Regions from separate parts of the Homo sapiens genome. Here region 1 is linked to region 2. A link is a loop called in an ENCODE intact Hi-C map of the cell type or tissue named here. Cell type or tissue: OCI-LY7. All regions are shown on one strand. Links, peaks and the distances in the headings refer to the core of each region. The heading gives the core; the rest is flanking DNA. Region 1 has its middle 44 kb from the start of DMD. Region 2 overlaps DMD (dystrophin).

Evidence for each region. Peaks named below come from ENCODE experiments on the same cell type or tissue, not always from the same donor. Only the 100,000 strongest peaks of a DNase experiment are listed, where the experiment ranks them.
Region 1: it touches region 2 in a loop (2.0-fold over the local background); 1 of 110 quality-filtered maps calls a loop at or near these places.

What each region holds. Positions count from the first base shown.
Region 1 is chrX:33,253,634-33,256,571 of GRCh38, forward strand. It overlaps a transcript of DMD not described here. Among named protein-coding and RNA genes, the nearest start is that of DMD, 44 kb to the left of the region's middle. In OCI-LY7, for the core only: no CTCF peak of the experiment used is centred there; no DNase peak of the experiment used is centred there.
Region 2 is chrX:33,127,064-33,130,001 of GRCh38, forward strand. The region is part of intron 1 of DMD (dystrophin); the gene reads right to left. Among named protein-coding and RNA genes, the nearest start is that of DMD, 83 kb to the right of the region's middle. In OCI-LY7, for the core only: no CTCF peak of the experiment used is centred there; a DNase peak (open chromatin) is centred at 1,528; H3K4me3 peaks cover 2,165 bases; H3K27ac peaks cover 2,500 bases.

The DNA.
Region 1 (2,938 bases), core at 126-2,625, 130 kb after region 2:
TTGGCAAAAGAATACCTAAAAAAATTTCCAGTCCCTTCTCTAAGTGACAAAATTCTGATGGCCTCTCGATATTTTACAACAGGTATAAGCGGTTATGAAGTAAAAATATCACCGTCTCTGATGGTCATCTAGTCTCTAATGAGGGAAACCAATAAATCCATAAATACTAATGAAATTTTTCAAACTCTAATCCCCATTCTTAGTTATCAATTTTTGTTATTTTAATAGTAATTTATTCATGTATAAAACTGGAAAATCCCATCATTAATTAGCAATAGCTCTTTATTAATATTTTAAAATAGTTTCCAAACTAAACTCTTAATATGCCTAATGTCATGATCCCTTTAATGAGAAACTAGCCATTAAAAGAAAATAGCTTATACTCATTTCTATATATAAGTACATATTATTTTGTAAACAGTTAGCAGAAAATTTCACCGTTAAAAATGAAATATTTTCCATTTTTGCATTTGAATATCTGAGAATATGTTCCCGATATTCTTGCCAGTTTATAAACCTATATTTTAACAGTACTGGTAATGCTTAATTATACACAAATTTGCTTTATTTCACATCACAAGGCTTTGTTTGTCTGGAGCATACACTATTGTTTACACTGTACAGTTCTTTTTGTTACGATTTGGATGCTTTTAAAAGAGATTTTAAATATTTGCTCTCAGGTTTATTAAAAAACATAGACTTGAAAAAAGATATGATATATTCAATTATAAAAATTGTATTAACAAATTCTAAAAGTTTATCATTATCCTAAAATTTGGGGTCTGGGGCAAATTAGAGATATGCAAAAATGGTTAGCAAATTTTTGAATGTGTCTTAGAAAAAAAATTTTCACTTGCGACCTTAGGCTTTTCCCCCTATATTTTGATATAGACTTCACAATATAGTTCTTATAATAGTGGGGAGATACAAAACATTTGAAATCAATTTTAATTGACAACTTTAAGATTTATTATTTGATGTGATGATTCGAAAGAAATAAATCAGAGAAAAAACAGCATGCTAAAATGTAAATCTTATACAGACTGATTGCTTTGGTAAATATATAAAATAATAAGAGTTATTAAAACTTGTTTAGAAAAACCCAAAATTTGGACAAGATTGAGGAACAAAGGTGGTTTTGGATAAAGGTTTTGATTTCATGAGTTAAATTTTTTTTTCTTCTTATTGCAAAATGTGATGGTCTATTCATATGATTTTCATATGACAAAAGCTCCTTTAGTAACCTAAAAGATATTTGAATGATTTTAAGAAATAGTTTGACATAAAATAGAACACCTCACGTGTGCAATTACACCATTTTATTTTCTTATATATTATCCTTCTTTATATTTGTGCATTATTTTATAATGTGGAGAGGTTATATTACTTTTGAATATCTATTATATGTTTACACATAAACACAGAGAATGCACAGTAAGTGATATCTATGGCACTCTATTGAAAGTAAATTCTTGGTGTAACACTCTTGATCATGAACAGATATTTACCAACTATCAAGAAAAACTTAAGACATTGAGCAAATGTCATTAGTTAAGTCATTCAAATCACCTCATATTTAACAAATCTAAGTGGAAGTCCAAGGGGAATTCCAAATAAACATCACTGTTATACTGAATGTAGTCAATAGAGAATTATTATATCATTGGAGTTAAATGAACACATCCATTACATTTCTAAATAAATGTGGGAAGTGCTTTTTATCCCAGACGGAATAACAATGCTAAAGGAGATTGTCATCCGTATTTTATAGGAAAGGTACTCCAGAAATGTTTATGTTGCTAACAATCAAATTTACTAATATTAGTCAAACTTGACCATATAAATCGGATTTATATAATCCATATCTTAAAATTCTAACTTCTTAACAAATACCACTTGATTATTTTAAAACCATAGATGAAAAGAACACTGAGAGGGAGGTTTAGAAGCAGGATATATGTATGATTTTGATGCTTCAATAACTGCAAAGCCTTGGACAATTCACCTCTGTGTTTCCCCAGATTTCATATCTGTAAACAGACTAGATGATCTCTCAAAAGAATTCCACATCTAAAACTCTCTTTTTCTGTGTCCTGCCTTTCAGTATTTTTCCTTTAATTGAATCATTTATTTTCTTCTTTGATCTTATGCAATGCTACAATAAAAACAAAAACAAAGCCAATTTGATAAAATATCACATTCTCTATTAGTGATTTTTGTTATCTGAGCTGTTACAAAAGTGGTTGGATTTATTCCACAAATTAGGCCATCCATACCTGCCTTTCTGTAATCATATGCATGAAGAAAGAAAAACTTCACAACTTGTGTAGGAGTCTAATTTTTCAATTTAGTATTGACAGTCTGACCATGGGTTTGAGTGAAAGTTTAGATTTTGTAGATACTTTGGTTTCCTGATAATCTCAAAAGCTCAGTTATACTTTATAATATTTATGTTTACAATCAAGAAAGTCTTTACATATATTTCTATAATAAGCTATAAATATTATCACCTTCTCTGAATTGTCTAATTATTGTCCTTCTGCATAGACAAGCTAGCATGCTATACATCATATGGATAAAGCCACAAATTTCTTGCCAGATAATTTTGAACTAGTTTCAAATATTAGCAAATATATTAGGGACAATTTCATGTCAAAACATTGAGTAGTCATGATATAATAAAGTATAATAGACAATTCCTAATGTTTAAAAATTAGTATTCAACAGTCACAGAAAGAGGAAATTATGCTTTAGTTTGATGGTAACACCATCCTAGCGTCAAGCATGGTTACATTTCTCTTAATATTTTTCCTAGAAAAGCGTGGCTTCTAGCTTATTTGATTAATACAAATCCTTCAAAATCTTTTTATTCTGTTCTAGGATGAGAGGAAATATAACATTTATATTTTAAATTAATCATAAACTATACATTAATCTT
Region 2 (2,938 bases), core at 103-2,602:
TGGGAAAATTTGAGATCCAAATAGACTTTTAACTTTGGATTGTCTTTATTCCCAACACACGTTTTTAATTTAATGCGGTGTACTTTATCCTAACTCTTTTAGCTCACCCCCCTGAAAAAAAAACTAGCTGTCTTCCTAAAGATAGAGAAAACTTGTCCAAGTCAGAAACTCTTTGGAATTTTAATAAAAGTAACATAATTTAGAAATTAATATACTTCAAATATACTGACAGTATATATTGGCAACAGAATATATGCTAATTTAGAATTTTAGGATATTCTATAATTAAAAAAAAACCTGATAAATCACTACACCTTTTCACTTTATTTAGAAGCTACCATTTAATAATAAGTGTTTAACCTCTAAAATCATTCTGAGATATTTCAGATAATTAGGCAGCCTGGAATTACTGTTTACAATTGTCCCAGTTTGCTTCCTAATAAGTTGTGCTTGTCTAAACATGTCTAAATTACTATTCACAAGGATCCTTGTTATTTCCGTCTTCTTTGATTAAAAACTTCTTAAAAATGTGAGTGTATATGTGTATGTATATATATACACATACACATATTCATATGTACATATATGCATAAATAAGCCCATATATATATGTGAAACACAGGTTTTTCTATTGTTAATATAAAAATCCCTCATTAGTTTTCTAATGAGTTTATGAATGTAGTCTACGTCCTTAGAAATTTAATTTGAGGTAAAAATATTATCGTTTATAGATTAAGGTCTGGATATTTTTTTCTTTTCTTCATACTAGAAATAATTTTAGATACCTGAAGACAAAGTTCATTAAAGCCACAACCCAAAAAGTAGAATATGGGTTCCTTCTTATTTCAGTGATTTGCATTATCCTATAGGTTATTGGTGTCAAACCCCTTTCTTCCCTTCCTCACAACAAAAGCCCCAATTTAACTTTTATAGAAAGGCATATGGAACAGGAGTCATCCAAATATATCCCAGGGGTTGCAAATTGACCAAAAGAGTCACCTTTAGGGAAGCCTGCTTCTGAATGCTTGTGGAATTTATCATTCTTCTGAATGGCTGTTGCATTTATCTGCAGCTTTTACTCACCAGATGAGACCTCAGACATTTCAAATTCTGCGGAGGCTGGCTACACACCTTCATAGGAAAGCTTTTTGCTGATTTCCCTGTTGGTACTTTTCTCTTACACATTCTATGGGGTATGGTAAACCTGGAGGTAGAGTCATAGCCAAGCACAGATAAAGCAGGCACAGAATCTCTGACCAGCCTCACAAAAGCAGACAAACACACAATCTTTTTGCACCTGTTTCTTCCACTCCGGTTGCCGTGAATAGTGAGGTGTTCTCACAGATTCAGCTTCACAGACAGCATTTTGCAAACACTCCCCTCTCACAGCAATGGTTTCTTCCCTCACCGGCTCAATCTACCTGATTACGTTCCCTTCTAATCAGTAACCTCAGTTCCTCTAGAAATAACTGTGTCGTCTGCTTTATATAGGATTTATCTGAGTCTGAAGCAGAAACTGGAAAGTAGACTTAGAGGAGCTGATTATTATGAAGACACCTGTATTTTTGTCTGGTATTCACGTGAACTCGACAGTGCACTCATTTATGCAAACTGGTGTTAGTGAAAAAGAAAAAGAAGCAGAGAAGGAAGCAAAAAGAAGAGACTGGACCTATAAAGTTGCGCACCTGTGTGATGCTAGGAGAAGAAAATAACTCTAAAAACGTCCAGTGCTGCTGAAAACACATTTGAACTTCCTATGAAAACCAACAGTGCTTGACATACAAATATCTTCCTCCAGACACACCTTTAAAAATACATTTTAAAATCTGAAACAATCTTAAACTCAATCTAAACCACAATGCAGAAGTTAATTCTTAAGGCAAATGGAGATTAAGAACGAAACTTCATCCACATAAACCCTGTGTTTTAAAAAAAGAATTAAAAGGAATAATCCGTATAACTTACTCAAATTTGTATTTGAAGTTAAACCTTGAATCCTGCTTCTTGAAAAAACAGAATTGTGTCAGGCTTCTGTAATGACTGTTTACCCAGAGCATAAGATTGAAGTGGATTTTCAGATTAAAAATAAAACTCTTAAGTATGTCAATCCCCATCTGATCAAAGCATATAAACTAAATTTTTCCAAGGACTTCATTAACAATATAACCAAGTAGAGCTGCAGTTCTTGGTTTTCTTTAGAGTAAGTTGTTAAAATGATTGAAGTTCATGTAAAAGAAATCCAGAGTTACAGTTAAGGTTTGCTTTTTTTTTTTTTTTTTTTTTTTTTTTTTTTAGTAGATCCAGTGCCCGGCAAACAGTATGTGCTCAACATATGTTTATTTAATGCGACCAAAAGCATACAATATAAAGTGTCATTATCATTGCCACTGATATTTTTAAAAAGCCATGTTCTATACTTATTTCATTTTTACGTAAGCCACAATTTTACAAGGTTTCAAACAAAAAAAAAAACCCACACCTTGTTTTCTTTAATATAAAATATTTGGCAATTATAAGCATGGACCGTGCTGGCAGTAAGTTAAAATGTGACTGATTTTTTTTTTCTCCGTTCCCTACTCTCAATTTTCAGATGCGGAAATTTCATTTGGAGAGAACAGGAGGTGTTGGTGGGAAAAATCTCATTAATCGTACCGTATTCCCTTGTCTACAAAGAGTACTGCATCCAAATTACAGAAGAACTAAAGAAACCTTGTAGCATGAGTATAATTAGCAGTGCTACTAAGTGAATGGAAATGGAGGTTGCCTAACTTAATTAACTGTAATCATTACTCATTGTCGTACTGCTTAGAAAGATTAGTTGAGGGTATTTCTTCTGTGGTATTACTTTAGGCGTTTCTCCTTCCCTCTTAAATGTGAAACAATTACACTATAAAGAAAGAATTAGCATGCCCTTTCAATCAGATAGAAGCTTTTCCGA